Linked DNA regions of Homo sapiens: region 1 is linked to region 2. The links are chromatin loops, found by intact Hi-C in ENCODE. Cell type or tissue: gastrocnemius medialis. All regions are shown on one strand.

Region 1 (5,000 bases), 240 kb after region 2:
CACCTTACAACCATCTAAGCCCTTGCAACTGCAGTCTGCAATCCTATGCTTTTATGAACCCACATGTTTAATCTAATCGTATGTGGAAAGTTAAATACTAACTGGCAGTTGGAATTCACCTTGGTGCCTGATGGGGTGTGTGCCTCAGGGACTCTGGCTTTGGGCAGAGTGGCACAAGTTCCTGCTCTGGGACCCTTCCTGCCAGCTCCAGCCAGGGCAGGGCCTGGGTACAGTGAACATCTTTCCCCAGAAGAAGTCTTCCTCTTAGGGTAGGCTTGGGGGACAACAGCATTCCCTGCCAGAATACGTGGGAAGGGCTGGGTGGGGTGGCTCACGCCTGTAATCCCAGCACTTTGGGAGGCTGAGGCGGGCAGATCACCTGAGATCAGGAGTTCAAGACCAGCCTTGCCAACATGGTGAAACCCCGTCTCTACTTAAAAATGTAAAAATTAGCCAGGTGTGGTGGCACACACCTGTAGTCCCTGCTACTCTGGAGGCTGAGGCAGGAGAATCACTTGAATCCACAAGGCAGAAGTTACAGTGAGCTGAAATCATACCACGGCACTCCAGGCTGGGTGACAGAGTGAGACTCTGTCTCAATGAAAGAAGAAAGAAGAAGAGGAAGAGGAAGAGGAAGAAGGAAGAAGAAGGAAGAAGAAGGAAGAAGAAGGAAGAAGAAGGAAGAAGAAAGAAGAAGAAAGAAGAAGAAGACGATGTGGGAAGGACAGGGCCCCAGGGAGAGGAGCCAAGAACAGCCATCTCTGGGTGGTTGGTATGGGTTGAGGGGGTCAGTATAATTCCAGGCAAGTGCCGTGTTCTGAAGACGCTAAATAAGCTAGATTCTGGTAAATACTCCTCCACGGGACCACATCCAAATGAGTTTATAACAACATTGTTGTCTTGTAAAAGAGAAACGGGCTGCAAGGGTACTAAGGTACTACATGGAGGAGCTGGAAGTTAAGTCCAACAAAGAGGTTTTGAGGTTTTTGTTTGTTGTTGTTGTTTTGAAACAGAGTCTTACTCTGTCACCCAGGCTGGAGTGCAGTGGCGCAATCATAGCTCACTACAGCTTTGAACTCTTGGGCTTGAGGGATCCTCCTGCCTCAGCCTCCCAAGTAATGGGACTACAAGTGTGTACAAAGCCTGGTTAATTTTTATTTTTATTTTTGTAGAAATAGGGTCTTGCTGTGTTGCCCAGGCTGGTCTCAAACTCTTGGCCGCAAAGGATCCTCCAGCCTCAGTCTCCTAAGGCGGTGGGATTACAGGTGTGAGCCATGGTGCCTGGCCCCCAGCAAAGTATTTAAAGACCTAGCAAGAGCTAAACATACTCTATTTACCAAAAGATCCTTTTCTATCATGGTGGGGACCCTTGGAATTGGGAGAACTGAGTCTTTATATTGGCTATCATTTAGGAGTGCTTACCATGTGCTTTTATCGTATTAACCTCAGGTAATCATTGCCACAACCTGATGTGGAAGGTACTGTGAACTTAGCCAAGGGAATCAGGGCACAAGAGGTCTGATGACATGGAGGTGGAGCCATTTGGATTTGAATCCAATTTAAATGGCAGCCACGGAAGTTACACTCACTCACTCAAAATCACTTCAAGGTCATGTGGGTGGTCATTACTCTGTAACTTGTCTCATGGTTTTGTAAAAGGAAGGTTCACTTTGTTTTAAAATTGGAGTTTCACATTAAATGGTGCTCTGAACCATGTGGCTTGAAGCACACTGGGTGGCAAGAGGAAGATAGCTAAGATTTAACATGATCTACAAATTATTGCAGAGTTAACGTTATTAGGTGTATTTTAAAGAAATACGAGGATCTCTGTAACTCCGCAAAAGCTTCTCATTAACACCATTTGTCCTCATGGGTTGTCTTCACTGAACAAGATAGGCAAACTCAGCCAGGAGGAACACTTTGGTGGTGTAACTGTGTTCACCATGCCTCTGCAGAAATGGAAGCAAAACGTTCAAGTAAGAATTCCGCTAGGAGACGGTGCCACCTGCTGGTGGGAACAGGGAACTGAGGCCAATCTTCTAACTCAGCCCTTGCGGTTTAACTTCACTCTTGAATTCTGGCGCCGAGGAGAGGGGAATCAAAGCAGCGTGTTGTGCTTTGGTAATTAAAGGCAGAACTGGACGGCGATGTGTCATGGAGGCTGGCAAACCAGGTGAGCAAATTACTTACTGTCCCTGGTCTTTGGATTCTTCGTCTGTAAGATAGAGATAAGAGTTCCTGCTCATTTGGCTTGTTATAAAAGTTAAATGTGATCACAGATATATACAGCACTTAGCACAGAACCTGGCACGAGGTAGGATAGTAAAATCTATAAATTGAAATGCAGCAAAATTCATTTCTTGTTTTAATAAAAGCAAATGTAGAATGTTTTACCCATTCAATGAAAAACTAGGTGGGAAAAAACACTTTAAGAAAAAACTTTTAAACAGAAATCACCAGCCGGACATGGTGGCTCACGCCTGTAATCCCAGAACTTTGGGAGGCCGAGGCGGGTGGATCACCTGAACTCAGCAGTTCGGGACCAGCCTGGCCAAAATGGTGAAACCCAGTCTCTACTAAAAATACAAAAATTAGCCAGGCGTGGTGGCACACGTCCGTAATCCCAGCTACTTGGGAGGCTGAGGCAGGAGAATCGCTTGAACCGGGGAGGCGAAGGTTGCATTGAGCCGAGATGGTGCCACTGCACTCCAGCCTGGCCGACAGAGCGAGACTCTGTCTTAAACAAACAAACAAAACCCAGAAATCACCAAATAAGGTGGTAGAAAGATATCTGCTGTGGCATAAATGTTTGTGTCCCCCCAAAATTCATATAGTGAAATTCTAACTCCCCATGTGATATTACTAAAAGGTAGGGCTTTTGGGAGGTGGTTAGGCCAAGAGGATGGAGACCCCGTGAATGCGATTAATGCCCTTTTAAAAGAGGCTACAGGGAGGTTGCCTTCCCCTTTCCACCATGTGAGGTCGCAGCTAGAAGGCACGGTCTATGAATCAAAGAGGGAGACCTCACCAGACACCGCATCTGCCAGTGCCTTGGTCTTGGACCTGCCAGCCTCCAAACTATGAGCAATAACTTTTTGTTATTTATAAGTCATCCAGTTTATAATTTTTACTATAACTGCCCCAATGACTAAGATAATATCTGAATATATCTATAATCACAATATCCTTTAAAATAAGTACCTATTAAAAGAAGTATTATTAAACTGAATAACAAAATAAAATCTAGCTATATGCTTCTTAAAAGATAAACATCTAGGCTGGGGCTGGTGGCTCACACCTGTAATCCCAGCACTTCGGGAGGGCGAGACGGGCGGATCACTTGAACCCAAGAGTTCGAGACCACCCTGGCCAACATGGCGAAACCTCATCTCTACTAAAAATATAAAAATCAGCCAGGCATGGTGGCATATGCCTGTAATCCCAGCTACTTGGGAGGCTGAGGCATAAGAATCACTTGAACCTGGGAGGCAGAGGTTGCAGTGAGCCAAGATCACGCTGCTACACTCCAGCCTGGGTGAAACAGCAAGACTCTGTCTCAAAAAATAAAATACAAAATAAAGATGCACATCTAAAATAAAAACAAATAAAAAGTTGAAAATAAGGTGATGAAAAAACATATCAAGCTAAGGCTAAAATGCAGACATCTAAGAAAAACTGAAATTTCAGGTGATCCATAGGATATTAAATGTCACTACAATTTGATAAAAGAAACAACCTGCGAAGAAGATAGTAAAATCATGGGCTTGTATATGGACTCAAAATATTCAAAGTGAAACAGGCAGATTTACAAGAAATTGAGGCATGCACAATGGTAGGAATTAGGTTTCAGAAACTGATAGATTTTTTTAAAAAGTAAACATATAGAATTGAGTAATAGAATTAATTACCTTTATAAAATAGATGGAGAGAACCCACACCTAACCAACAAATGATGTGCATTCTTTATAAGTGTCCATAAAACGGTTTTAAAAACTCACCATGTGCTGGGTCACAAAAGAAGTCCAACCAAATTTTTAAATATCAGCTTTATGTAGACTGGGTTCCATTACTACAATGCAGTTGAATTATAAATCAGCAAAAATATAGTCTGTACACCTTGATATATCTGAAAACCAAAAAATAAGTATATCATCACGTAACATATGGATAAAGAGGAAAACACATAAATAATAAGATATTAAATTACAAAGGAACTGCCATATATTTGAAAACTTCTGGGATGCAGACAATGTGAACCTTAGAGGCAAATTTATACAGTAAATGAATTCACTAAAAGGAAAAGAGGCTGGGCATGGTGGCTTATACCTGTAATCCCACTGCTTTGGGAGGCTGAGGCAGGAGGATCACTTGAGGCCAGGAGTTTGAGAACAGCTTGGGTGACATAGTGAGACACTGAGACTCTATCTCTATAAAAAAGAAATTGTTTAAAATTATCTGGGAATGGTGGTGCATAGCTGTAGCCCTAGCTACTCAGGAGGCTGAGGTGGGAAGAGGCTTGAGCCCAGGAGTTCTAGGTTAGACTGAGCTATTATGGTGCCACTGCACTCCAGTCTGGGTGATAGAGTGAAACCCTGTCTCTAAAAAATAAAAATAAATAAAAGGAAAATAATAGGAACTCATTAAACTCAAAAAGCAAAAGAACCAAAAAATAAACTAAAAATGTAGAATAAATGAAACTTTAGAACAAAAACAGAAAGGAACAAAAGAGAAAACAAATAAAAATAGAATCAACTAAATAAAAAGTCACTCTGGAAATACAATTTGAAGTTTTGGATGAAATATATAATTTGCCAGAAAAATATAAATTTCCAGAGTCAGCCCAAGAATAAATAGAATCTCCGCAGAAATCTATTTTTTAAATGTATCAATTTAGTGGATGGATTTACCAGCAGCATAGGCAAAGCTGAAGAGAGGATTAGTGAATTAGAAATCTAGTCAGCAGAAAATATCTACAGTGAAGCACAGAACAAAATAATAGG
Region 2 (5,000 bases):
CACAATCCCAAGGTGAGGTCCGACAATAGGCTGTCTACAAGCTGAGGAGCAAGGAAGCCAGTCTGAGTCCCAAAGCTGAAGAACCTGGAGTCTAATGTTTGAGAGCAGGAAGCATCCAGCGCAGGAGAAAGATGGAGGCTGAGAGGCTAAGCCAGTTTAGTCTTTTCACATTCTTCTGCCTGCTTTTATTCTGACAGCTGATTAGATGGTGCCCACGCAGATAGAGGGTGGGTCCGCCTTTCCCAGTCCACTGACTCAAATGTTAATCTCCTCTGGCAACACCCTCACAGACACATTCAGGAACAATACTTTGCATCTTTCAATCCAATCAAGTTGACACTTAATATTAACTATCACATATATGTAATGGATGTTTATGCATGCCGATGGCGTGCCAGGCAGGTGGCACCCTGCTGCTCAGGTGGAAGGCAGTGCCTGGACACTGGCACCAGGCAGACCCAGATTTGAATCCTGGCTCCATCAATCCATTCATTCATTCATTTATTCAACAAATACCTTTTGGGTGCCATCTCTGTTCTGAGCACTGTGCTGGTTGCAAAACCAGCTGTGGGGCCCCAGGCTGGCAGCCCACTTCCCCAGTGTAAGGAGGGCACAGCTCTAGACAGATCTTGGTGAATGACAAACACCACCTCTCCCTTCACGGAACTCACAGCCCACTTGCCTGTCATTCCCCACACCCTCATAAGGTAAATCAGAGTTTTCCATGTAGGAATCTGCTCAAAAAGAGCATTTCTTCAATGTGATTCTAGTTCTCTTCCACACAGCTTCTCTGGCTTACACCCGTACCCTGTTTTGTCCAGCATGTGGCTAGAGAGGAGGTACATTTCAGTCACTTAAACTTTGTGTCTTTAATTGGTCTTGGAAACATATACAGTACTGATCTGAGATGACCCCTGTGTCAGGGATGATTTAAATGACCCCAAGATGGCCGGGTGCTGTGGCTTATCCCTGTAATTTCAGCACTTTGGGAGGCTGAGGCGGGCAGATCACCTGAGGTCAGGAGTTGAAGACCAGCCTGGCCAACGTGGCAAAACCCCATCTCTATTAAAAAATACAAAAATTAGCCGGGCGTAGTGGTGGGCGCCTGTAATCCTAGCTACTCGGGAGGCTGAGGCAGGAGAATCGCTTGAACCCGGGAGGCGGAGGTTGCAATGAGCCAAGGTTGTGCCACTGTACTTCAGTCTGGGCAACAGAGCTGTGTCTCAAAAAGAAAAAAGAAGTGACCCCAAGACGGATTCTGTCCAGTTACTGCTTGAAGATTTGCCAAAAATAGCCTCACAAGGCCAGATCACTTGAGTAAAATGTTTCTCAAAACATCTGCCAACATTGAAGACTTTTCCAAATGTCATGATGGCAATTATTGATTGATAAGGTGACATGTCTCATCCACTTTGTCCATCCTGGCTTATGCCTGTCATCCAAGTGAAATCATTAGTAGCACCCTCTCCCACTCTGAAGCTTGAGTGATAAATTATAATTATAGGTCCTCTATTCACTTAGCACTTACAATCAATTATACTTACAATCAATTATAGGTCTCCTATTTACTTAGCACTTACCACTTGTGCCAGATATTTTAGGTACATCATCTCTTTGAATCCTTCTTACAGCCTTCTAAGATATATACTATTATTTCCCCATTTCATAGATGAAGGAGACTTCTTCACCCTTTATAAAAATAATAAGCACTGTGGAATCCCGGGGTAACTGGATATCCGACTCTGGGGTTCTCGAAGTCCTGGGACCAGAAGGTTCTTCCAAGGCTGTGCCTTTCATCTCTTCAGTGAGAAATTCGTGCTGAGAAGGGTGACGAAATTTCCTCAAGGGTGCTCAATAGATACTAGCAAAACTCAAAAGCAGGTCTTTTTTTCTTGCAGCCTGCTGGTTTTACTCTGCCCACTTAATTCTCCAACGAATAATGTTCTCCCCTTTCCCAGCGCCATCCAAAAGAACCCGGAGCATACAAACCGGGGGACTTCGGGAGTCCAAGCCAGCTGGAACCCGGTAATATTGCCAGGGAAGGCTGTCCCCAGGCCGCAGGTAGGGAGAAGCAGTCTCCAGCTTGTGGAGGGGCCGGAGAGCTTTGCACCGAGGGCCTGTCCAATGCTGTTCAAAGACCAGCGGTCGCCGCCGGGGGGCAGTAACTTCATGTGTGTGCTGCAGTGGAGCTTGCTGGTTGACTTACACTTTATTTCAGGCATCAAAGGCAAAGTGCACTTTCAGAAGGGAGAAGTCATGCCTTGTGCTGCAGAGAAGCTATTATTATAAAGATAAGTGTGTAATTGAACCTTTCAAGTGGAGAGACACCCCTCTCCCTCCAGCAGAAACTGTGCAGGTGAGAAAGCCGCTTCCTGAGTGGACCTATTCCCTGCTGCTGGGAGATGCTGCCCGCTTTGTTTAGAATACAAATAGGGGAACGTGCTCACCTGAAGGGGAGACTTTTGAAAGGAATGACCCTCCTCCTGAAGATGACTGAAATTATCAGCATTATTATGAAAAGAATATGAAATATGAAAATATCAGCATAAAGAAATACAGAGAGAGAACTCAGATGAAAACATTTTATTTCAGAGATAATGGGAATTTTCTGAGCTGGCTTCAGGTATTAGGTTACTCAGTAGATTAAGAAGGAAAAGCTTTTGCTGGTAGGCAGGTCACCCGGATGATTCCAGAATTACCACCACTCTAGTCAAGTAGTGACAGTGTTCTGGGCTGGAGTCACGATTCTGGGGAATTTGTACAGCTTCCCTCACATGCATCCCAACCTGTAGATCTCAGGTGGTCTGGTCCGCAATCAGTAAAACTGCTGTGCAGCCCCTCAAAACAGACCACCCTTCAGAAAAATTCACTGTGTTACAGTTCATGAACTGCCTGGAAACACCTGCAGGTGTTTGGAAAGTGATTCAGGGTTCATTTGTATTGGTATCTCTTTCTAGAATAGCTAAATTCAAGATGTATCTTTCAAACTAGACACAGGGTGAAATGGGGTGCGGGTATAGAGCTTGTTGGTTGTGGGGGTGACTTCCTGCATTTAGTGAAAGGGGTGGTTATGCAGAGGCAGCACAGAGCATTCTGTGTTGCATTTGTGGCTTGGAATGAAGTGGACCCAGCTGGCTGCCTTCGGGGCTGTGCCTGAGATTCTGAGCATCTTCAGCTTTGTGTCTGTAAAGAGGTCTAGATGGTGGCTTACTAGGATGCTGTGAGAATTGCATGTAGCATGGTAACGTTTGTGATCGTATCAAGGACAGGAGATACTCAGAAAATATTTATTTAGTCTTTATGAAGGATCTTGTTTTAATGTCAATGAATATGTTGTTACCAGTTTTATATTAGGTCAATGTTTAATTTTTTGCTTATTTTTCTGTGCATCTATTTTCTTTAGGTGCAGGTTTTGTTGCTGCTTATTAATCTTAGTAATTTTCATGGCTCAGCTGAGAGTGCAGTGAGTGTGAAGGTGTCTATACCTACACATGTGATCACTGTTATCTCTGAATCCTGAATGTGGACAGCATTCACCTTCTTTTTTTTTTTTTTTTTTTTGAGACAGAGTCTCACTCTGTTGCCCAGGCTGGAGTGCAGTGGCACGATCTCGGCTCACTGCAAGCTCCGCCTCCCAGGTTCACGCCATTCTCCTGCCTCAGCCTCCCAAGTAGCTGGGACTACAGGCGCCCACCACCACGCCTGGCTAATTTTTTGTATTTTTAGTAGAGATGGGGTTTCACCGTGTTAGCCAAGATGATCTCGATCTCCTGACCTCGTGATCCGCCCACCTTGGCCTCCCAAAGTGCTGGGATTACAGGTGTGAGCCACCGTGCCCAGCCTAGCATTCACCTTCTTTATAGATGGACACCCACCTTAGTTTAGAGTTGTTCTTGTTAAACTACATCAATGTACAGCAGTAAGGAGGGTTGGTCTGGATTCAAATCCCAGTTCTGCCAGTAACCAGCTGTGTGACCTTGGGCAAGTAACTTAACTTCTCTGCACTTAGGTCTCCTGGTTTATCAAGTGGGATTATAAAAGCTCCTACCTCCTGGGGTTGTGTTGTGAGGATGAAAAGACATAATACAAATAGAGGGCTTACAATAATATCAGGCTCATAGTAAGTATTTAGTATGAGTTAGCAATTTTATTAAAATGCAGAAATTACAGTGTCTACATTGCTTGCAGCTGCTTAACCTGTTCCTGGGACAGTGCCTGCCACATAGTAGGCACTTAATAAATATTTGTGTATCAGTGGAAGTAAAACATCATCATGAACAAGAAAATATTGTTAAGTCCATTAAATAATAAGCTTTATTTTCCCATGAGTAACTTAGGCACTTTCAGAAGCTGTGTGCATTTTTTCAGGCCAGGGGGTCCTGCAGCTTAAAAATTTTGCAGTGGTGTGTGCCTGCATGCATGTGTGTTTGTGAACACACGTGCATGTGTGTATGAAATGAACAGATTTAGATACTGAATATTCAGAATACCGCAGCACCATATATGCTATGCCAGCAGACTGGCATGGCTTATTAACACTTATAAATGCTTAGAAAAACCTGTATTAATTTCACTATAGTATGTTGAGACTTTGCTAAAAGGATGTTTTAATGTGAAATGAGCTTTGCTACAAAGTTGCAAACAACTTAAGACTCTAAACACTTTTTTGAAAATAAATCTCAACATAATGAATATGAAAGCCTCATGAACTATAAAGCATAAAAATCATTATTATTGAAGAAAGAAATCCTAGGCTTCTTAGCACAACTTAAAATAAAAATATTGCAATTGAGAAATAAATGCTAATGCTTGGTGGTGAGGTTTTTCTCCTGTCTCCTCGCCTCCTTTCCTTTCCCTCCCTCTCTCCTGATCTTCCCCTTCCCCTCCTTTCTCCCTTCTCTCTCTGGTTCCTAGAATGCCTTTTAGAGGAAAAACAGACCTTTTCAGAAATACATTGTCATCTGCTAAATCTCCACCTACTGCACCAGCCAGCCTCAGCA

The links. Hi-C counts contacts between places; a loop is a spot of excess contacts. Peaks named below come from ENCODE experiments on the same cell type or tissue, not always from the same donor. Only the 100,000 strongest peaks of a DNase experiment are listed, where the experiment ranks them.
Region 1: it touches region 2 in a loop (12-fold over the local background); 2 of 110 quality-filtered maps call a loop at or near these places.

What each region holds. Positions count from the first base shown.
Region 1 is chr21:34,359,032-34,364,031 of GRCh38, reverse strand. It overlaps KCNE2 (potassium voltage-gated channel subfamily E regulatory subunit 2), which reads right to left and starts at 26. Exons shown (of 2, transcript NM_172201.2): 1 at 1-26. The region is part of intron 2 of LOC105372791 (a long non-coding RNA gene); the gene reads left to right. In gastrocnemius medialis, CTCF peaks have their summits at 1,806 and 2,011 (motif pointing left); a DNase peak (open chromatin) is centred at 2,021.
Region 2 is chr21:34,600,379-34,605,378 of GRCh38, reverse strand. The region is part of intron 1 of RCAN1 (regulator of calcineurin 1); the gene reads left to right. Among named protein-coding and RNA genes, the nearest start is that of RCAN1, 12 kb to the left of the region's middle. In gastrocnemius medialis, CTCF peaks have their summits at 1,959 and 2,159 (motif pointing right); a DNase peak (open chromatin) is centred at 2,148.